Linked DNA regions of Homo sapiens: all the other regions are linked to region 1. Evidence: chromatin loops called from intact Hi-C (ENCODE). Cell type or tissue: endothelial cell of umbilical vein. All regions are shown on one strand.

Evidence for each region. Peaks named below come from ENCODE experiments on the same cell type or tissue, not always from the same donor. Only the 100,000 strongest peaks of a DNase experiment are listed, where the experiment ranks them.
Region 2: a loop joins it to region 1, with 10 times the contacts of the local background. A loop is called at or near these places in 12 of 110 quality-filtered maps.
Region 3: a loop joins it to region 1, with 8 times the contacts of the local background. A loop is called at or near these places in 47 of 110 quality-filtered maps.

Annotation. Positions count from the first base shown.
Region 1 is chr11:128,826,899-128,834,898 of GRCh38, forward strand. No RefSeq gene overlaps it. Among named protein-coding and RNA genes, the nearest start is that of KCNJ1, 36 kb to the right of the region's middle. In endothelial cell of umbilical vein, a CTCF peak has its summit at 4,469 (motif pointing left); DNase peaks (open chromatin) are centred at 1,693 and 4,413; H3K27ac peaks cover 3,481 bases.
Region 2 is chr11:128,551,744-128,559,743 of GRCh38, forward strand. It overlaps ETS1 (ETS proto-oncogene 1, transcription factor), which reads right to left. Exons shown (of 10, transcript NM_001143820.2): 3 at 4,548-4,692. Among named protein-coding and RNA genes, the nearest start is that of ETS1-AS1, 30 kb to the left of the region's middle. RefSeq lists enhancers at 689-758, 871-960, 1,171-1,430, 1,441-1,550 and a cis regulatory region at 1,162-1,662. In endothelial cell of umbilical vein, a CTCF peak has its summit at 4,041 (motif pointing right); a DNase peak (open chromatin) is centred at 4,048; H3K27me3 peaks cover 614 bases.
Region 3 is chr11:128,027,183-128,035,182 of GRCh38, forward strand. No RefSeq gene overlaps it. Among named protein-coding and RNA genes, the nearest start is that of LINC02725, 65 kb to the right of the region's middle. In endothelial cell of umbilical vein, a CTCF peak has its summit at 4,546 (motif pointing right); a DNase peak (open chromatin) is centred at 4,559; H3K27ac peaks cover 158 bases.

The DNA of each region.
Region 1 (8,000 bases):
ATGATAGTGAGTGAGTTCTCACGAGATCTGATGGTTTTACAAGGAGCTTTTCCCCCTTGGCTTGGCAGTTCTCCTTGTGCCACCCTGTGAAGAAGAATATGTTTGCTTCCCCTTCTGCCATGATTGTAAGTTTCCTGAGGCCTCCCCAGCCATGCTGAACTGTGAGTCAACTAAACCTCTTTCCTTTATAAATTACTCCGTCTTGGGTATGTCTTTATTAGCATCATGAGAACAGACTAATACAGTAGGCCCTGAGTGATCACATTTGCCGATTCCCAAGACATAAGCTTTCCGCCACCACTGGTGTCAGGGTGCCAGCATGACACTGAATCCAGAGCTAGGAAAAGATGCACCCATCAGCTCTTTACAGGAATGGTCCCACCCCCTAGGGGCCACAAAACTGAAGTGACAGCTCCTTGGGGACAGAGCCAGGAGAGGATTCTGGATCCAGGGGCCTTCCCCACCACACTGCACTGCTTCCTAGTTAGTCACTGCCCTCTTGCTTAGCAGAAATCATGACCAAGTAGCTCAGGGATGGCCCTGGTCAAAGGCAGGGCCAGAATGAAATCAGGAAGCTGAACAAGAAACAAAAGCACAGTCGGTCTTTCCTTCCTCTTCACTTTGCAACAGAGGCCTCAAGAGTGTGGGTGACCAGGTAGAAGGAGAGAGCCTTACTGCCCACGCTTGTGTTCTCCGAGGGGAAAGTGGAAAAGGCAAGAGAATGATTCTGGGAAGTGGACATAGAGTATTGGCAAAACTCAGAGGCCACAGAGACAGCATTCTTGCCAGCTGGCCTGAGCCGATTCCACCCAGGGCCTTGGAGGTGCGGTGGCAGTGCTGTAATGGGCGTGGAGAAATGGGTGTGGAAAGCAGGGTCAACTTGAGAGAAATGGGGCAAAGAGAAGACTGTGCTTTACTTTTTTGTGTTTCATTCAGAGCCTACCATAAGAAAACCCCAGAAATTGAGTTCACATGAAAACTAGTTAAAAAACAAAAGCTAAGATCCTGCGGAGCTTGGAGGTTCGGAGGTGGCTGCTATTTGGAAACTCCCCTTGCATGGAGTCAGGTGGCTCATTGTTCAGGCTGCCGTCTGTTCTTCCTCACCTGCAGCTCCAGTTCGTGGAGTTGTAGGATGATAGGATTCATTTTAGAGATGAGAGAACCAGAGACCCAGAAAGGTAACATCTTCTTCCCAGATTGCACTGCTATTTACTGGAATTCAAATTTACCAGATCTAATCCAGGCCCAGAATTCCATCTAGCTCCACTACAATGTCCTCACAATTACCTTTTGTCAAAAATTATGATAAAAGAAATGTATTGTCATGATAGAAAATCTGTAAAATTCAGAATATTAGAAATATTAGAAGTATTAGAAACCCCGGGTCTAGTGGAAGTGATTCACAGCATGATCCGGTCAGCTTCGGGTGGGAGCATAGTGGTCATACTGGTCATCTGAGTTGTGGGTTTCTCATTTGTCCTAGCAGAGGATATCTGTTGGGCCTAGCAGTGGATACAGTCACCTGAGAGCACGTGTTATGAAAACAGAATCCCCGGGCCCCTCTGCCGACCTCTGGAGTCAGGATTTTCTGGTGCCCTGGGGGTTTTCAAAGACCTGGACATCAGTCTCTGTTATTTGATGACTAGTATGCTCCCACCCAAAGCTGATCAGATCATGCTGTGAGTCACTTCCACTAGACCCGGGGTTCTCAGGGGTCAGCATTCTCAGAGTCACCAGGAGAGCTTAGGAAAATTCCTGTGACAATCCCAATGCCCAGATTGTCCCCCTACAGCCAATAAGGCAGACTCAAAGGTTGAGGAATGGCAAGCAGCAGTAGTTTCTGAGGCTCTCGGATGATGCCAATGTGTGTCCGAGATTGAAGGCCACTGGCCTAGAATATTCTCCACCCAAGTCTGCATGACTAGGTCCTTCTTCCTATGGCTTGGCCCTCGGTGGCTCCTCCTCAGGGAGGCCTCCCCTCACCACTTGGTCTGAGGAAACACCCTCCCTGTGAGTTGTTCTCCACGTCATCACCCTTGTGTATTTTCTTGTATCGCTATTTGAATTTTATTTTATCTTTTTTTTTTTTGACATAGAGTCTGGCTCTGTCACCCAGGCTGGAGTGCAGTGGTGTGATCACAGCTCACTGCAGCTTCCACCTCCTAGACTCAGGTGATTCTCCCACCCCAGCCTCTTGAGTAGCTGGTACTGCAAGTGTGCACCACCATGCCTGGCTAATTTTTGTACTCTTTGTAGAGACGGGGTTTCACCATGTTGCCCAGGCTGGTCTCAAACTTTTGGGGTCCAAATGATCCGCCCACCTCAGTCTCTCAAGGTAGGACTACAGGTGTGTGCTACCATGCCAGACTATTTTTTCCATTTTTTTTTTTTTGTAGAGATGGAGTCTCGCTATGTTGCCAGGCTGGTCTCAAACTCCTGGGCTCAAGTGATCCTCCTACCTGGGCCTCCCAAAGTGCTTGGATTATAGGCATGAGCCAGCGCGCCCAGCCTGTTTGAAATTATTTTAAATGTATGCATGCATTGCTTATTTTCTGTCTCCCTCCTCTAGGAAGTCAGTCCATGAAGGTGGGCCCTGGACTGTCTTTGTTGTTCTATCCCAGGGGCCTCAGCAGGCCCCAGTGCCACAGGCTCTCAAAACACATTTGATGAGTGAATGATAGAGTGAGTGAATAAGTGAAAGAATGCATTTATGTTTACTTCTGAGTCTTTTTGGGTACACGTATATGCACATATATATGCAACAAAATTCTACATTTTAAAAAACATTTCACACTTAAAACCTTTTTTAGCTAAAAAAATGTTTATAATTTCTGGTACACACTTCTTTCATTTGATGTTTTGAGGACATTGTCTAAAATCATTCCTTATTTTTAAGATGTGGTGTATGGAGTGTTGTGCTCTCACATCCTGAACCTTGGACACATTTCCTCTTCCTGGACTCCCCTCCACCCATCATTTGACTAACTCTTCCTTTTGCTTCACATTTCACTTCCATGTCTTTTTCTCAGAGAAGCTCTCTCTCCTCGGTGCCTCACACTAGGTAAGGATGCCTTGTGCCAATTCTCCCCTCTGACATTGGTGTGCCCTGTCAGCTGCCCCAAGAATATGAGCTCCATGGAGCTCCTAGTGTATTTTATTTTCTAAATGTGTCTGTAGGACATTGTTCAGTGCCCAAATATTTGTTTAAAATAGCAGGCTGGGCGCGGTGGCTCACGCCTGTAATCCCAGCACTTTGGGAGACCGAGGCGGATGGATCACGAGGTCAGGAGTTTGAGACCAGCCTGACCAACATGGTGAAACACCATCTCTACTAAAAATGCAAAAAATTAGCCAAGAGTGTTGGCGCATGCCTGTAATCCCAGCTACTCAGGAGGCTGAGGCAGGAGAATCACTTGAACCCGGGAGGTGGAGGTTGCAGTGAGCTGAGATCGCGTCACTGCTCTCCAGCCTGGGCGACAGGAGGGAGATTCCATCTCAAAAAAAAAAAAAATAGCGTAGCATTTCACACTGCATTAACTGATTTCCCTGTCATAGTACACTTAGGCTTTTCACCCCTACACATAATCCTGCAACAAACATGCGTTTATGTGAATTCATCTATTAGGTGTCTGTGGTAAAAATAATCCCTTAACAAGGAATATGACTTTGTGGTTAATTCTGTGTCATGTGTTCTACTAATTGATCTTCTCAACAGCCACATGGGGTTGGTTTCATTATCATCAGCTTACGAATGAGAAACCCACAACTCAGAGAGGGTAAGCGAGTTACCAAATTCATATGAAAGCAACTGAAAAAGAATTTGGACTCAGGCCTCCGGGAGACAGGAGCTGGCCTGTTCCTGGGAAAGCCCATGAATTTTGACCCAGACTAACCTGTGCTTTCAAAAGTGCCTGTTCTGCTATCTACAGTTGTTACTGGGATTAAATGAGTAGATACTTATAAAGCACTTAAAATAATGTCTGCTCATAATAAACCCTGTATAAATGTTGAATATATAGATACATAGCAGCTCTGCCCTGACTAGCCGTGTATGGACCATGAGCATGCATCTTAACCTCTCTGGGCCTCAGACTTCTCATCTGTAAAATGGGAGTCATGGTATTATGTCAGCTTTATTGTCAGGAAAATGTAAAGCACATGGAATCTCATAGACTCTAACACATGGTAACAACTTCCTCTTCGAGCCAGTCTAATCTCTCTAGAATGATAAACTTCTATATTTAAATCACAATTTAAATTTTTTTATGTCTTTCACGGTCATTTTATCACCCCAGCAATGACTAGAAGGCCCAATATTTTATATATCTCTGTTAAATATTCTAAGCATTATTAAGAGCTTTCTGGGTATAGCCAAGCCCTCTTAACCGTCAGAGGCAGACTACTTTTCAACCAGGTCAGTTTCACTTTTGCGATCTGGAAGTATATGGCGCCACCTGCTGGCCAAAGCACACCTCGCCAACAAAGTGCAGGTTAGTTCAGGATTGCCCATTCTAGTAGGATCCCCCCTCGACCCCTACCCTCCCCTGTCTTCACTTCCACCCAGGGGGAAATCTGAAGCACAGGATGGGTCAGCAATCGACTCTTTCTGAAGCTGGGTAAGACACATTATTCCTCTTGAACAGGCCCCCCTGCAGAAACTTAGGGACCCTAAGTTTCTCCACTTATGAAATAACAGGGTAGGGTCAGGCTTTGCCTAGGTCCCTCTCACCGCTAAGCTTCTAGGATTCTGTGAGTTCACCTCGGAGGCAGGCACAGGGAGGAAGGTGAGCTACTGTGTCTCAGGTTAAAATCAAGCCTGGAAATGGAAAGCAAGGCCAGGAATGTAGGCTGGGAAACGATGAGGCCCAGGACAGAGGAAACGAGGGCACAGCATGGGACCCCCGCTCATCAGCCAGACCCACCCTGCCTTGGCCTTGCCCATCATCGGCAGAATAATCATCATCACTCAAACTACCGCTTATTGGGAGCCTATATCAGACACAGTGCTAGGTTCTTTACATAGTGTTTTGTTAAATATTATTTCATACTATATCTGTACACTATCCCTTTAAGGTAGGTATTATTGTTGTTCACAACTGGAAAAAAGACTCAGAAAGGCTAAGAATTTGTTCAAGCTAAACACAGCCAATAAGTGGGAAATCTGGGATTTGACCCAAATCTGTCTGTCTTCAAAGCCCCTGAACCTTGCACCTTATTTCTTGCCTTCATCCCTCCTCCTTCCTTGCCTACTTTTTTCTTTTATGCTTCATCAGGCTGTGTTTTTCCGAGGCTATCACAGGTTCAGGTTGCATCTGGCCATTGATGTGGGGAACTGAGATAACCATAGGGATAATTGTGGTCTCTACTTGCCATTTTTAGTTCAACTAAAAACAACTTTGCTGGTGGCCTCAACAGCCCACTCATTAGTGATTGCTTACTTTCACTTTGTTGGTGTAGATGAAGGTGCCTCCGTGTCTTCCCTTCCAGTGAGGGCTTCCCAGCTTCCTCAGATGCTAAGTGCAACTGTAGATACACGTGGCCTCTGTGTTCCCAAAAGAAGCAGTGCAAGGGTGCAGGGCTTTATCCATTCCCAGACTCACCTGCCTTTCTGATCCTGGCTACCACCTTCCAGGTGCATTTTCCTTCAGGAACAGTGACTGCCAGGCACAAAGTTTGTGGGTGGCTCCAGGAAAGGGGAGAGGCACAGGAAAGAACGCTGGGCTAACTAGCAGGCAGGCACCCTGGCTTCTGACCCCTGCTTCCCCACTTCACAGCTACATGACCTGGGCAAGTCATAGGGTCTCTGAGACTCAGTTTCCCATCCTGAAAAATGGAAATGACGACACTTTCTCTGCCTCCCTCAAAAGTTAGTTTCTGCCTCTAATTCTCTAATCTGTCCCTCATGCCAACACAAGAGATATAGTCCCAAAATACTTGTTTAATCATCCCATGCCCCCTCAAAGACTCTGGTGGTTTGACTGATCAAGCCAGGACTCAAACTCAAGTCGGCTTGGCACCAAACTTCTGCCTCTTTGGACCATTCCTTCCACGTGGCCATGCTGTGGCCATGTAAAACTGCACGGCACTTCCCAGAGCCCCCAGACACATTCACGCTCCTGTGGCTCCGTCCGTCTGGAACATGTGCCCACCTGGTCACACCTCTCTACCCTTCGCCTTTCCCTCTGTCAAGTCGTAACCACACTTCGAACCTAGATCAACTGCCTTCTCCTCCTAGAAGCCTTCCCCTGCCTCCTTCAAGCACTTTTTTCATACTTAGTTTGTAGCCTTTATTCATTTCATTAATTAACTTCATTTCCATTTTAATATACTTGCGCACAAAATTTTCCACACAATGGTGAGCTCCATGACCCTAACCCCAAAGGGTCAGAGGATTCTAATCAAAAAGGGGTTATCCAGAATGCTCTGGGAATTGAATCCCCCCTCTCCAGCCAAGCCCCCACCCCATGTACTGGAGTGGGATGTCTCTCTTGAGGATACTTCTGATTTTCTACCCAGCCAAAATTCCAGGGAGGTTTGATCCTCAAAGAGCTGTTGGTCCTGGGCAGACTCTCTCCCACTGGGAGCCCGGTTGAGAGCCCAGCTTATTCCCCAGCAGGGTAGGCAGAATCAGCCCTAGAGTCACCCTGCAAAGAGAGGGAAGCTTTCAGGAAGGCAAAACAGAAAAGGCCACCATCTCTCAGGCTCAAAACTGCACAGCAGGGGCCTCTGGAGCAAGATCCCAGCAACTACTGCAAGAGCACCCACGAAGGTGAGGGAGGGTGTCGCATAGATGTTGGTATTATCAGCACTTATCCCTACACAGTGATCTGCAGAACATTCTATTAGGTGAAGAAAACCCTGCAGAATGGTGTTTCTAGAGTGTTACCTTTTGTGTAAGAATGGAGCAGCATGTAAATACTAACATGTCACATATGCATTGCTTACATCTTTCACAAAGAAACCGCCACAGGATACAACATAATAAAGATGCTTACCCTTTATAGAACGGGAAGAAATAGAGTGGAGGGCACAGGAATGGAAGCATGTTTTCTAAACCCTGTTCTGTGGTTTTGAAATTATATAAATTCCTTGCATAATTCATAAAAGAAATGGCGAAATCAAAAAAGGAAAACAATAAACAGACTTTAACGATTGCAAATAAATGGAAACAAATGAACCTATGTCCAGTTGGTACCTAATCACACGGAGAAAAGAACTACTTCAAGTGACTTTATCACTGTGTTGATTGTACATTGTTATATAAAGAATATCTATAGGATGGATGATTTAAAAATGTTTAATCCCAAATACTTTTAAGACTGTAATCAATAGTCTTATTGTTAGCAGTGGAGTCAATATTGTTTTTGCTGAAACTATTATAAGCACATGGCATAAGACAATAAAAAGATTCTCCCCGACATCAGCAGTTTTCCAGTTTAACTCTCGTCCTCTGAACTGGCTGGAGCTCTGGGATCTTTTCTGCAGTAGGCAGGACCCTTGCTTCCTCTTTTTTGCCTCCCCAGTGCCTGGCTCACAGTAAACCCAAAATAAGCATCTCTTGAATTGAAGACAAACCCAAAGCACCAGGATTCTACTCAAATCCCCCCAACTCATAGCCTATCCCAGCTGGGACAGACCCCTGCAGGCACTGTTCTTGTCCCCCAGGCCTCCACTGGTCTCCATCAGGCCCTGCCCTGGGCTCTGCTTTCTTTGCCCTTGAAGCACCAGGCGCAGGGTTTGCTCTGGGACCAGTGTCCTCCCCTTCATTCCTCACCTTCAAACCCATTGCTCCCACCTCATGTTGCCATATGCACAGCCATTTACTTTCAACAGATGGATTTTTCACATCCATTATTTCATTGAATCCCCTCCTTAACTCTATTACAAAACTCCATTCTACAAATAAAGAAACTGGGGCTTAATGAAGTTAAGTCATTTTTCCAGGCCCCTTGACTAATGACTGGTCAATGACATAGGTCAGTCAAAAGCTCATTGGACAG
Region 2 (8,000 bases), 280 kb before region 1:
AATGAAACCCAGTTTGGACTCCCAAAATGCACTTTGGGTCAATGAGTCATAATAGCAAATATTCATATCAGGCTTGCTAAGTGACGGCACTGTTTTATGCTTTACACATACTAACTTAGTGGTTCTCAAAGTGTGATCTCTAGACCAGCAGCATCAGCAGCACCTGAGAACTTGTTAGAAATGCAAATTTTTGAGCCTTAGCCTAGAATCACTGAATCAGAAACCCTGGGGGTAGAACTCCATAACCAGTGTCTTAACAAACCCTAAAGTGATTCTCATGTACCCTGGGAGTTTCTGCTTCGATAAGTCTGGGGTACGGCTCGAGATTTTGCATTTCTAACAAGTTCTCAGATGATAGTGATGCTGCTGGTCTGGGGACCATGCTTGGAGAATCATTGGTATAGATCCGGAAACTGGGTTACAAGATTAAGTTGTCTAAGGTCACACAGTTATAACGGAAGAGCTGATGCAAACACAAGCAACCTGGGTCCAGCGTCTGGGTTCTTTCCTACTACACTAAATAGATGTCCTTTCTCATGAAGAATGGGAAGTGGCAGATAGGCTGTGAATGTGGTTGAGTGAAGGTTTTACTGTGTTCAGTGACCAAAGACATAGCAAACTGCATTCTACAAGAAAAAGTATTGTCTTGTTTCTCAAATCAATCAAAGACCATGGTAATAAGACTATAGGTTCCTCCTCATGAAGGTAAGTTGTGTTTCCTATGTTCTCTAGCTCCAGGCTGCTTCCCAGCTCTAAGCAAGTATTTTGCAAAAGTGTACTTTGCTCACAACATCACATCCATAAGTTTGGCTGATTTCAGACAAATCCATCCTTGAAATGAAAAATAATTTGATACTATAACACTTTGGAAGAGTGCTAAGTAAGCATCGTATTTTCTGATATGAACTATGACCATTCATGAGCATCATAAGGGTGAAGTTGAAATCAAATATGGACCGCTGGCATTGATGGGATGGACGAGGTCTTGTGTCCTGTGTGCTCAGCTGGGTCTCTGATGTCGGTTTTGGAAAACAGGCAGTGTCTGACTTCAGCTAGGTCTAGGCACCACTCTGAGGCTCGCTACCGTTACCCTGTGTATCCAACAGGACTGTGGGTAGGAACCAGTCATGACAGTTAATGACGGTAAAACGTCAGTGAGCTCTTAGAGACAGGAGCAAGAAACTGAAACGTAAAAATGATTCTTGTTATGGTGGTTGGAGAGAAAGGGCTGAGGTTGAGGGACAGAATAGAGGAAGGGAGCAGAGAGGAGGCAGGGTCAGTGGCTCCACTCCAGTCAGACTATAAACAGCAACAGACATTTCAGCCGTGTCTTGTGTAAGAGGCTCCATTGATTCACAAGGTTCCCTAACAGAAGGATGACGAGAAGCTGAGACAGAAAGGGCCCATTCATTCATGCAGAACACCAGCACTCAGCCCCATTGGCTCTCGCTAATGGCTCCAGGCTGATAGGGAGGAGGGGGAAGAGGCGGACGGTAGGAGGAGGTAGAAATGAAAGAAAATGATGACTACAAGATTGTTGTGAAGAAATGTACAGCTGCACAGGCAATTGCATGCAAATGTGGCTTCCCTTTTTAGCTGTATAGCTAATGTCCTCAGATTCATCTATTTTTCTCTTTCATGTTATCTTCCCCTCCTGTTCTTGCCTTGTCTTTTTCTGGGCTCCCCACTTTTTTTCCCTTTCCCATTCATCTTTCATCTTCCTTTCCCATTATTCCCTACCATGCTACTAATATCCACCTTTATTTTCTGTCCATTTTCACACATCTCTTCTTTCTTCCACCATACCCGCTTTATCATCTATTTTGTCCAATCGATTCCCGACAGACCTTGGCGCTTTAGTATTCTCTCCCACTCACCTGATAAGTCTTTCCCTCATTCATACTTTCTCTCTGCTTGATTCTCTCTTCCCCTTCCCTCCACACTCCCGCCACCCTCCTCCTCCTCCTCCTCAGCCTCTGCCCCTTCGTGAATAGGAACAACATTCTGAAAAGGCTTGCTCATTCCTTGATGGCCCCTCCTGTCAGTGTTCTCTGCACTGACAGATGTGTAGTCCTTGGAAAAGAAGTTCATTCATCCCTTCTGAGAGCATGAACGTGAAGGGGGAGCAGTGGTGGGCAGTAGCCATGAGACGGAGGACGGGAAGGAAACTGAAGTTATAAATAGGATAAAAGAAGATGAAAAAAATGTCGAGTATTTTTTCTCTTTCTTTATATTCAACACATCTCCAAGGAAATGTACCACAGCTGGAGAAATCACTGGTTGGTCTATGTCTTCATCTCCCTTCCCTATAACCCCACAATCCCCGTCCAAACAACACCCATCGCTGAGGAGAGCTGGACCACAGCCCAGAAATAATCCCTCCAACTCCTTCGTCTGGGAAGCTCAAAAGTTAAAGGAGGGGCTAGAAAGGCTCAGGGTTCTTGCCAAACATTTCCATCAGAGGGAGTATAGGACAGTGGGAACTACAACCATCACATTTGTGAAGAGATTGCCCCCAACTGGTAGAGGCCACACCCCGATGGAAGCTGTGTACCATCTCTGAGCTGCAGTTGATGGCAACCCAGGTCATTCTAGGAATGGTTATTATATGCCCCAATCTTCTCAACCTACCAAAAGCTGGGGTGACCCCAGCTTCCTTCTTGCAACTATAAACTATGAGAAGAAGATGATATTACCCTGCTATAAGTCCTTGCATTTTAAAGCTGTTCTTCATATGCTTCCCAGACACTGTCTCATAGGCCATGAAATAAAAACATCTTTACCTTTGAGAAACTTGACAAAGAGCAGCATGAAAAATCATCTCCACTTGGGAGTTTATGTACTTCAGTTTAAGGAAAAGGAAGGCCATGTCTCTTTGCTATGAAGAAGAGACATTCTGATCTTCAGGCTATGAGCAAATGGAGAAGGCCTCAGATGTTAATAAGATGTAACTTGTAGCAAGCAGAGACCATCGAGAGCTGCAAGTGTTAAAGCAAGGCAGCTTTAATCTCAGTTGCATTGGGAGATATAAGACTTAAGCCTTGTGGCATTAATAGGATTCAAGAATTATACAAATATAAATACAGCCATTTTGACCTTTTGCTTATACAAACAAAACCTATTTTGTTTAGAATTTTAAAGGATCACTTTTCTCATGTCCTCAAATTTTTAGTCCTTAAGTCTGACGTGTGAGCAGGTACAAAATCCTCCTGGCTCCCTTGTGAAATGGATAGGTAGCTGAGACATTTGTATTTATGCTTAGAAGAACTGAGATACCAAGCAGAAAGTGACAGCATAAATATTATTATGTCTACAATCCAGGACAGTGCCAAAGAATACCTCAAAGATCAATGGCTATTGAGTCAAGGGAACATGGGACACAGGAATCTATTTCATTCTGCCCTGGAGAGAAACCAGGCAAATGGAAAGCTACTCCCCATGCCTCCTCACCCACCATACACACAGCCCATGGAGTGCCACAGCATCTTGCCCTGCGTCTGTTTATTCCTGATGAGCAATAAAGCATGGGCAACAAAGCAAACATTTATTTTACTTCTCCACTGTTATTTAAGTAATTGACCAAAGAATGTTGTGGGGTAAAATAACACTGAACCAAAAAGTAGCCTTCAAGTTAGTGACTCCCCCTGCCATGCCCTGCCCAGGTCTTTCCCCAGAATTACATTTTCCCAACATGTAAGAGTAATGACATTTTTATGCTAAGAATTCATCCTGGGAGAAAACACAGATTTTGACTAGCTATTTGGTATTCAAATATGTTATCATAACATGGTCTCATGTGAAAGTGAACTTAATATCTGAATTGATCATTTCAAAATTCCCAAATTCAAATTTAATGGTTTTTGTTTAAAAACAAAACAAAACAAACAAAAAAAAAACACTAGCTGGTAAACCAAGAACTAGTGGAATTTGTGAGAAACAGAGTGTCTCCTGAAAACAGCATGGAGATGAGGACTTCAGATTCCTGAGGTCCCTGGGAATGCAGATCCATTGATTTGAGAGTTCTCTGGAGGAGACTCCCACTCACCAGAGGGCAGCACTGCCACCAGCAAGTGGAAGGAGAGAAGGGAGAGAGAGACAGAGGAAAAAGAATTGGGATCCAGGTGGGCATGGACAGAGAGGCCAGGAACAATGGAAACAGATGATCATCGAAAGAAAGCATGTTCTCTAAGAAGGCCGAGCAATTCACACACCTCTGTTTATCCAGCTCAGACTCTGTGACTGCAAAACTTCTAGGCTCTCTGACAACAGCCAAAACGGGTGTCAGGAAATGCAGGATAGGCAAAACTATTTGCAAGGTGAAGACCTAAAGCAACCTTTCTTGGGCCCATTCCTAGAGTTTAGACTTCCTGTCGGGGAATAAAGTAACCCAAAATTTATGGAGAAGGCCCGGGACTTTCCATTCAAGAACAATAGCATCTGTACCCGCATAAGCCATGGCAGCTGTTATTTGAAAGAATGCAGCCCTCATCACATTTCCATTGTCCTTCAACTCTATCCTCATTCCCAGCTTTTGTTTATGTTCCTACCTGAGACACAGTGTTCAAGACCAGTAGGAACTTCCTGAGTTGCCATCTCATCCCAAAAGGGGTAGCAAGGTCTTTGCTGGTGATAATTGGACTGGAAACCACAGTTCATTCGAGGATCTTCATAAGTGTTGCTAGGTCCTTGCCTCTGTGCAAGAAAAAATAGAAGAAAATATATTAGGAGGAAAATCTCTGTTGTTTAGCCCTAAAGAACTATGACTTCATATTATCCAATCACATGTAAGTAAGAATCATCTATAGATGATGACAGAACAGAGCCAACTCTTGTTTTCTTCCCTTATCCCCCCACATAAAGACGCAGGGAACGAGAAGAATTTCTGACTCAGACTATGTATGAATTTATCTTCCTCCATTTCTTCAAGTGTTTAAGGACTACCTTTTCTGGCCTTCAAATAAGAACCCATGGTTAACAGCAGGGCCGAATGCTGACCATCTTGAATTTATACACTCCTGGCTTATTTTTAATGGTACCTTACTCTGTAAAAACGTCATGAAAGGATATTCTTACAAGGCTTACTCCACAATCATACAACAAGTAAATGATACATGCCAAAGGAAAAAAAAATGGACCTATGTAATAAAATTCACCTCATTTTTTGGTTAATCAGTGTGTATAGGCTTTAAATACATTGGTTGCTAGGCAGAAATTGTCCATTTGCCCCAATTTTCGAAGACTTGTGCCACACTCTTAGTAATTTTATGAACTCCATAAAATATACAATCCCAATCTACATAGTACTCTCTAAGGAAGACAGATGTGCTGTGTGGAAGGTCATGTTTTGCTGTGTTTAAAACCCTAGGCTTTGAAGCCAGGTATACATAATTCAAATCCCAGCTCTATCACTTACCAACATGGAGCCTGGGCCTGTTCCTTAATCCAAACCTTAGTTCATGCAATTGTAAAATGAAAATAATAGAAACTGGAAACATGTACATATAGCTCTAGCTACTCGGGAGGCTAAGGCAAGAGGATCACTTGAGCCCAAGAGTTTGAGGCTCAGTCAGGGCAACATAGCAAGACCCAACCTCTAAAAATAAAGTGAAAGTAATAATACTTACTTCATGAAGTAGGACGATTGAATGAAATAATGTATGAGAAAATTGTATATAAAGCAAATTAAAATATAAAATTGCATTTAATAAAACTATATATTGTATGAAATGCATGTGATAAGTATGTGAGGCCTGGTCTTCAATATAAGTTAGGCATTATTTTAATTTAAGAGATCCTTAACATTCCTGGAAATGGCCACATAGGTTAAAAACTAAGACACAAAAGGAAAAGTAGCAAATTCACAGAAAGAAGATTTCCTGAGACCAGGATTCTAATCGACACTGGCCCATCCTCAACTTTCTTTTTTTCTTTTTTATTATTACTCTCTTGGGTCCCTGCACCTTCATAAAAACCCCAACTAAGGAAACCAAACTCTGCTAGAATTTAATATGGTTAAATCTATTGACATTAAGGTCTCAATAAAGGTAGCTCATAAGATGGTATTCTCACCCCTGAAGACTAGCTTGCAACTCCCAGAAAGATTCTCCAACTGGAGAACTTACGTCTTCTCTTCTTCTGAGCATACAAGAATTCAGTACTACTATGTTAGATTCAGTTGCCCACTATCTGCTCCCTTTCCCAATTTGCAATGGCCCATTCACTTAAGATCAGTAAAAATAACAGAAGAGAATATATTGACACAGAGAAAAATGACAATGAACCCAAAAGGCAGAAGAAGGTTCCATGCACATGATATTGGACCTGGTGTTCTATAATATTCATAAAATCATTCAAATTAGAGCTGGATGAAGTTTACTTTGGGGCTGTTTATCTTCCAACTGCATTAAAGGTACTGAGGATGTAAGTGGGACTCAGTGGAAATGTCACCAGTTGTGTTGCATCGAAGGCTAACATCCTTAGCCTGCTGTTGCCAGGGGCCTTGATGAGCACTGTGAAAATGTACAATGGCAGATTTGCCACCTATATGTGTGTGGGGCCAAGAGACAGGGGAACCATCAGCAAGAATACACTACTGAGCATCAGTCAGAAAATGTTTCCTGGCCGGGCGCGGTGGCTCACGCCTGTCATCCCAGCACTTCGGGAGGCCGAGGAGGGTGAATCACCTGAGGTCAGGAGTTCGAGACCAGCCTGGACAACATGGTGAAACCCTGTCTCTACTAAAAATACAAAAATTAGCCAGGCGTGGTGGTGGGCGCCTGTAATCCCAGCTACTAGGGAGACTGAGGCAGGAGAATCGCTTGAACCTGGGAGGTGGAGTTTGCAGTGAGCCGAGATCGAGACCGTGCCACTGCACTCCAGCCTGGGTGACAGAGCAATATCCATCCCAAAAAAAAAAAAAAAAAAAAAAAAAAAAAAAAAAAGAGAGAGAGAGAGAAAAGAAAAGAAAATGTTTCCTTACTTTTGGCTTCAAACCATTTTGCTGGAATGTTATTTAATGCTATATGCTCCTGAAGCAGCTACATTAAATACTTCTTTTGGATTCCCAACAATAAGCAGGTCTTTAACAAAACTTTGAAACTGAATCAGTTCAAAACACACTTCCTAGTCTTATAAATCAAGCCTTGTGCTCTCAATATCATCCTCATCTTTTTCATATTCCTTTAGAGCCTTTTTTCAAAATTTAATGTCAAGTATCAGAGTTGTAGGAATAGGGTCTTGAGTGAGAAAATTTTGATTCTAAATGCTGTGAAGAATTCTAAGTTACCCACATCTGTCTTCTTTTGGGACAGCATGCATGGTTTGCCAAAAACAAAAGATCCTCGTAAAGTGGTAGTAGGTAGTTGGTTCTTTTAAGTAGGTAGACAGGTAGTTTGTTACAGGCCCTGCTAGGGTGGTGGGAACCTAAGAACCTGAATTCGGATTTAAAAGTTTGGGTTTTGTCTGCTAAAGAAAAGCCACTTGAAGGCAAGGTGACATTGGCAAAGAGGGGATGAAGAAAAGTGACCTGGGAACAATGTGCAGAGGACAGAGAAGGTAGATAATCGGTAAGTAGGTAGGGCACAAAATAATGTGGGTCCACACCTGGGTGATAACAGGGTAGCCATATTGTAGGTCAACTCACAGGCTTTGAGTAACAACCATGCACAGAATCAGCTTGATTTTATGTGGTTGGTTTTTTTCCTGGAGTCTCTTCTGCCCACAGCTGGGCTCTTGGTCAACACGTTTTTTATTTTATAAATGAAACCCTCTGTATATTTTTAAGGCATAGTTCCTCTGTAACTGTCCTCCGTGGAGCCACTGGATCCTATTTTTAAGAATGAGAAGGCAATAATGTACAAAAACTACCATTAACCACGAGAATCTTTACCAGGGGATGCTCCTGAGAAGCCTTTCATGGTTTTGTTATCTAGACACCTGCCTGTTTATTAGACATTTCATGAACTGACTTAATAACTATTTCATAGAGTATGAAAATGATA
Region 3 (8,000 bases), 800 kb before region 1:
TGGAAACATTAAATAACATATTTTCAAGGGGAAGCATCCCAATTGCAGTAAGTTTTACATGAATTCAACTCTACATCTCCGGTGAGGTTTTTTTTGCACCATTTATATTATGTAGGCAGTGGAAATAATCCTGCCTAAATAATCAGCAGAGTATAATAGTAATAAAAGGAACTCTATGATCTACCTGCTTGGGCCCATGTCCACTGTCACATCGTGCCAGATTTTCCACCTGTAAAAGGAAGATAACAATAGTAACTACCATGGCATGTTTTGAAGATTGAATAATTTGATATATGTGAAGCTCTCAGAATAGAACCTGACACATAGTAAAGTTACTAAAATATCACTGCATGTTGGATAAAGATACAGCTTTTGTTTAAAGGTAAAGAATGAATTGTAAGGGCTTTTGACCATTGATATGGAGGTACCATCGGTATTCAGATGGCCAGGAAAGACAGGTAAAGTTATTTCACCAACCCATTGGAGGGCAAAACTAAAACATCAGCTGAGGCTCGCTGAGAATTGCTGACTTGAAACGAGATAGGAGAGCTCATACAAGTCTAAATTCCCAAACCCTGTAAAAAGTAATAACCTTTTCTGAGAACTTGGCATTTTCAGGGCTGCGTTTGCCTGTTTTGCATTGCTATAAAGGAATACCTTACACTGGGTAATTTATAAATAAAAGAGGTTTATTTGGCTCATGGTTCTGCAGGCTGCATAAGCGTGGCATCAGTATCTGCTCAGCTTCCGGGGAGTTCTCAGGAAGCTTCCAGTCAAGGCAGAAGGCAAAGGAGGAGCAGGCACATGACACAGTGAGAGCTGAAGCAGGAAAGAGGAAGAAAGAGGAAGGAGGGAGGCCCCAGACTCTTTTAAACAACCAGATCTCACATGAACCAACAGAGTGAGAACTCACATTGCTGCAAGGACAGCAGGAAGCCATCATGAGGGATCCGCCCCAGGACCCAGACACTAAAGAAAAGTGTCATCAGGCTCCACTTCCAAATCTGGGGATCACATTTCAACATGAGATTTGGAGGAGACAAACATCCAAACTATATCGGGATCATTTTAAATGTATATATACTTCCCTTATTCATGAACTGACTCTAGAATTTAATGCTCTTGTAAACAGTATTTCTTCTATAAAACAGTACTTGTCATGATAAATGTAAATAATTGATTTATTAATATTAAATAAATATAAAGCACTTAAAATGATGCCAAGCACATGGTCATTGCTATAAGAAATTTAGTAATGATTATTGTTATCCCCATTTTACAAATTGAAGCATATAGATGCTGAATAATACAATCCATCCCAGTTATCTGTCTTAAAACTCTGGGATCTTATCCACTTTGCTCCATTTCAAAAGATACAGTAAATAAAAGTAGAGCGCCTGGTTGAAGTTGGCTGATCACTGGCCCCTCAACTGCCCCCTGATTCTGCAACTCCTGAGTGAACTCTGTGGCCCAATAGTATTCTATGGAGCACAGTTTGAAAATCCATAGAGCTTGATGATCCTTCTAGTTCCAAAATCCTATGATCACCAGTAAGATCTGGGCAAATCCAGTCCTATCCCCTACCCAGGTGGCTATTGGCAAGATGGCTGCTCTGACATAGGTATTCAGGTAGCCACCTTAAAATAAAATTTCTTTCTGTAAGCTACACAGGTTTAATCTATATCCTTAGAACAGATAAAGATAGCAATTGGTATTCCAAGCTGTCATCCCATCTAGACCAGGATCCGCTCTTTAGCCGCAGAAGCCAAAGAAATGTGGCAAATGTTCCATCACCCTCATCTCTACTGGGTCTTCCCTGGAAATTTCTGAGAAAGAAAGATGTGGTTAAAGAGGCTCAGCTGTGTAGATATCAGGGGCAAAGAAGAAAATGATGCAGTTTATCAATGCTTGTTAGACTTGGCCCTTGGAAAAGTATAGAACCTCCCAGTAGTTGGGAAGAAGTCCTTGCCATCTGCTCCCTTACATAGTTCTTTTACATTTTTTTCCTGTCAGCCAAAAGTTCCTTGACTTTAGCTCTCCAAGAAGGACTTAACCCTGTACCCAAAAGCCACTGTAGGAATTACCACTCTATTTGCCCATCTGGCAGCCCCTGAACCAAATCTGTTGACAGCTGGGACTATTGACTCATTATTTTGTAACTTTTATCACTGACCAATGGACACATGATCCTGCCATGTTGATAAAGGGAATGGGACAGGAGATTTCTCTAGGGGGGGGGCCACAGGGGGACACTCCTGGTTTGTCCCTGTGGCAGCATCCTGATGTTTAGAAGAATTATAGAAAGTTAATTTAGGAGGACTGACATGCCATTTTAATGCAGGCAAACTAATCTGTAAAAAGTCACCCACCCACATGTTAAGTACCTGAACTCCTGGCTGGATCTGGGTCTGGAGTTACACAAGACCACGTGGCCACAAAGAAGGAGCCCAAAGCCAAGTGGCATGAAGCCAAGGGAGAGTGAAAGGGCATCTGGGGGAAGGATGGAAGCAACTGAGCTGTCCCATTAACAATGCTATCCACGGGGCCTGGAAAGAGAAGTAAAAAAATTAGAAGTACAAGGTGCAGGATGGAAATCTCCAAACAGGTCTTGGAACAAAGGGGAGGAGGCAAGTCCTGGAAGGAGACCCTGAGCTGCTTAAGGGAACCTCAGGGGCCTTCTATAGAGAGGCTGCACCTCGCCTGAGGAGGGTGGCAGCAGCAGTTCAAGGTCACTGAGCTGGCGGAGACATGATGGGCCCAACAGAAAGGGAGATGGCCTGAGGAGAGGGGTGATTTGCTCAGAGCCTTCTTTGCAATGCATTCCTCCTGGTTTTTATTTCAGCATGAAAGCTTCCAGGGAAGCTGGGATGAAAACGTGCAATGGGTTTGCTACACACAGCTATTTGTATCTGTTCTGAGCATCAGGGAGTGGATAAAGAAGAAAGAATGAATACAAAGGGGTACCAAGGAAGAAATGGGGCCAGGGTCAAGCTATAATTTTCTGGCCTGAGTAGAATATCTGTGGCCTGGGGGTTCCAGAAAATGATTCACAAAACTAACACACTTTGACCATGCAGGTTATTGTCAACTCTTATTTAAGGCAAAATGTGGTTTCTTTTCCTCTAATGGTTTCTATCTCTTGAATTTTTATTCTCTTTCAAATCTAGTTGATATTCTTGAGAGAAATATTCTTGATATAAAACTATTTAAAGCAGTTATAGAAGGAAAAGGTTGGGGAAAGGTTGTCCTTCCGAATTGGGACAGCCTCTTACAACCTGGGCCCTCTGCAGGACACAGTGGTGGAGCTGCGAGCTTCACCAGGTGCTGACTTGGTCCTCGCCCAGTGCTATGACTTGTCGGCTCGGTTTCAGTTAGGAATGCTCCCAATGAATGTTTCAAAGACCCTGACTACAGTGGCTTAAGCAAATGGAAAAAAACGCCTTTCTTCTATAATGTGCACTCCCAGGTGAATGGGTGGATGTTCACAGGCTCAACTACATCAGCACCCAAGTCTTTCAAGTCTCTCTGTTTTGTTTTCCCCATTTTATGCTTTGAGCCACATGCCCTTACTCCAGGAGAAAGAGGGCAAGAGAAAAGGGCAGCTCCTAATATCCGGATATTAAAGGCTTTCTTAGAACCCCACAGCAGGCATCTGCTTACATCTCACTGGCCAGACTATGCCACATGCCTGAAGAGGGCAGAGGAACTGCGTGTGACTTGAGCCACTCAATGAAGTCAGCCTCAGAGCACAATAAATACCTGGGGAGAGTCAGGAAGAGAAAGAGCAAAAAAGGGAATCAGGAGAGGGAGGAGAAGAGGAGGAAAGGAAGAGAGAGAGAGAGAGGAAGGAAGGAAGGAAGGAAGGAAGGAAGGAAGGCAGGCAGGAAGGCAGGCAGGCAGGCAGGCAGGCAGGCAGGCAGGAAGGGAAGGAGGGAGGGAAGGAGGGAGGGAGGGAGGGGGAGGAGAAGAAGGAGGAGGAGGAGGAGAAGGAAGGAAGGAATGAGTTCAGTGTTTGAGGGCAGGAAGCATCCAGCACGGGAGAAAGGGAGGGAGGAGAAAGAAAGGTGGTGTCGGGGCAGGAAAGAAGGGAAGGGAAGGAGTCTGGGCTTTAATTAAAAAGAAATGAATTGAAGTTTCAGACCTATTGTTAACTAACCGTGGGGACTTGAGAAAGTTAAAGTCTTTGAGCCACATTCTTTTTCATTTATAAAGTGGAGATACTTATATTTAATCCACAGGTATTTTATGCAGATTAAATATTTAGAGTATGTAAACAAACGTTGTAAACTGTCCTGTAGGGCTAAGCATTTTAACAAAAACATTGATCCAATATGAAAGCGTGATTGGTGACAGTCACTTGGCACTTCAGGTTAATTTCCAGGAGAAATTTCAGTGTGGTTTGGGCTTGAAAAACCTCTGCCCCAAGATGTGACATACAAGTGAAATATACACTATACCCCTCTATGATAATTTCAGGTATTGATTTTACACAGGCAGAACTGAATTGCAGACATCTTAATGAGGATCATGGTGCAGAAGGGGCACTAGATGGCAGCAAAGTTCTATGTTGGGATTTCCCAGGGGTGCTAATCAAAGTATAGCAACTAAGTACTTTATAAAATAGGAGGACGGACGTGGTGGCTCACGCCTGTATTCCCAGCACTTTGAGAGGCCGAGGCGGGCAGATTTCGAGGTCAGGAGTTCAAGACAAGCCTGGCCAACATAGTGAAACGCCGTCTCTCCTAAAAATACAAAAATTAGCTGGGCATGGCAGCATGCGCCTGTAGTTCCAGCTATTTGGGAGGCTGAGGCAGGAGAATCGCTTGAACCCGAGAGGTGGAGGTTGCAGTGAGCTGAGATCGCACCACTGCACTCCAGCCTGGGCAACAGAGCAAGACTCCGTCTCTAAAATAAGTAAATAAAAATAAAATAAAATAGGTATGCCGCATCTATGTTATGCTTATTTCTCTTTGCAGACATCTCACACTCTTGTGTTTGTCTTCTCTGGAGGTGAAAGTCAGCCATCTCAGTAGAAACTTATATTTGAGGCTTAATTAGGGAAAATTAGGAGCTTAGGCATAAAACCTTAGCCAGTTACTGATACGTGGCAGTTTCATTACCTGGAAAATGGGAATCATAACAGTATTAATATCTATGTCTTGGAGACTTGTGACATTTAAATAAAATCATGTCTGTAAAGAACTTTGCGCAGTTTTGGGGGTAAAGCAGACAGGATGTTGGTAATTTCTGCTCACCTTTCTCTTCTTTGGGTCCTTTTGTTAAGAGAACACTGATGAGGCTTCTCTTCTAGGGACCTGGGTGTTGCGCATGGGTGAGGAAGAGACACTGGATGGCTCAGTGTGATTATGGCCTAGAGAAAGTGTGGAGGAGGATCATGAGCTGGAAAGTGCTGGAAGATGAGAGGTCTAGGGCCCCAAGGTGAGAGGCCAGCACCTAAGGACAGACCGAGAGAGAGAACCATCCCCATTCACTCAGATGGCTGGGAAAATTGAAGAACAAGGGTATCTTATAATTAATTTTCAGTTGTTTATTGTACTATTATATCACACTCTTCCTATCTCTGAAACTTAAACAGAGGTGTCTTGCACACCCACCAGCATCGCTAGTGCTTTTCATCCCACACTGCATGGGGCACAGAGAGGTGACGGCCATACGCATCAACGAGGGAGAGTTAATAGTAGAGGCAGGCAGTAGAGCAGATGGACTTTTCCAGGGGTCTGCAGAAATTCCAGGACTTAATATGGGGCTCATATAATCTTTACCTAATATGTTGTGGTGCATTTAAAATACATTAAACAGGCCAGGCATGGTGGCTCACACCTGTAATCCCAGCACTTCGGGAGGCCAAGGTGGTTGGATCTCTTGGGGCCAGGAGTTCGAGACCAGCCTGGCCAACATGGTGAAACCCCATCTCTACTGAAAATACAAATATTAGCCAGGCGTGGTGGCTCACACCTGTAATCCCAGCACTTTGGGAGGCCAAGGTGGTTGGATCTCTTGGGGCCAGGAGTTCGAGACCAGCCTGGCCAACATGGTGAAACCCCATCTCTACTGAAAATACAAAAATTAGCCAGGTGTGGTGGCTCATACCTGTAATCCCAGCTACTCGAGAGGCTGAGGCAAGAGAATCACTTGAACCCAGGAGGCGGAGGTTGCAGTGAGCTGAGATCACGCCATTGCCCTCCAGCCTGGGCAACAGAGATAGGCTCTGTCTCAAAAAAATAATAAAAAAAATAAAAATAAGTAAACATATTTGGAAATGATTTCAAGCTTACTGAAAATTGAAGAATAAGATTAGTGCAGCTGTAATCCCAGCACTTTGGGACGCCAAGGCAGGCAGATCACCTGAGGTCAGGGCGGGGCTAGCCTGGCCAACATGGCAAAACCCTGTCTCTACTAAAAATACGAAAATTAGCCAGGCGAGGTGGAGCATGCCTGTAATTCCAGCTACTCAGGAGGCTGAGGCAGGAGAATCACTTTAACCCAGGAGGCGGAGGTTGCAGTGAGCCGAGATCACACCACTGCACTCAAGCCTAGGCGACAGAGTAAGACTGTGTCTCAAATAAATAAATAAATAAATAAATAAAATAGTGCAGAAAGACTTATATACCTTTTGCTCAGACTCCTGTCTTGTTAGAGTTGACCCATTTTGCTGTCATCTGCTCTATATGACTAAACACTTTCCATAGGTTTTTGCATTAAACATTTGAGAGCAAATTATATACATCCTGAATCTTTACTTTTAAATACTTATGCGTGCATTTCCTATGAATAGTAATATTCATTTAGCAGTAACAGTATATTTATCAACATTGGTAAATTTAACATTGATGCAGTAACTTTAGTCTGCCATCCACATTCCAAGTCTGACACGTGGCTCACTGATGTCCTGAATAACCCTTTTTCTTTTCTAGAAGAGAATCTGGGCTAGGCTCAGTTATTTATTTGCTATTTATATCCTTTTATCCTTATTTTTTCTAGAACACCTCTACATCGTTCTTTGTTTTTTAATGCCATTGAATAACAACTTGAATAATACTTTTTAAAAGGATTTGAATAATACTGCTCACCTTGTTTAAAAAAGTATAATGTTCCCCATTTTGAGTTTATCTGACACTTTCTTGTAAACATGTTCAGATTGTGCATTTTCACCCCACATACCTCATAGACGATATTGAGTACTTTTCAAAGTACCTGGAGACATATTAGATCAACTGTCCCTCACTGATGATATTAATTTTGATCACCTGCCTGAGGTGCTTGATTTCACCACTGTGGAATCACTGCTTTTTTCCCCTCTTGCAACAATAAGCAATCTGTAAGGAGATATTTAAAATCACGAGGATGTCTTGCTCTTCTTTAAAACATCCCCCAAATCTAGCACCCATTGTCTGTTCATTTCTGACCCAGTCTTTATCATAAAGTTTGCACATAATGGTTTTCTGTCCTCAGCTTTCCCTCCATATTTACTAGGCAGCACCCAGCATTCTACTGCAATCAAGAGTCCTCCTGCTACCCTTTATTTATCTATTTATTAGCTGTATGGACTTAGACATTCCTAGGTTTTCAAAGGTTTATCGTTAACTACTGAATTTAATAATTATGATGCTCAAAATGTCTCAGATTTGGCCAATGGGATTCCTTCTGGGCTGGCTCTTGTGTCTCTGCGACATGCCCCCATTATGTTTTTAAGCACTTCCTTAACTTCCGGCACAACACGATATTCCTGGCACATCTTGTTCCTACTTTCTCTGCCATCACCCCGAGGATTCTTGTTTCCTTTTCATACAGAGACAGATTTGAACACTAAGCACCCTCATTGCTCCTAGGCTGTCTCTCCTTCTCGGCCCTCTCAATGGACAGTGTTGGGAATAATTGCATATGCACCTGCACATGCAGGGACAGTGCTACAGAAGTGTCTACACACATACACGCCATGTGCATTCCTACACACACACTTCTGTATGCACACGGGAGCA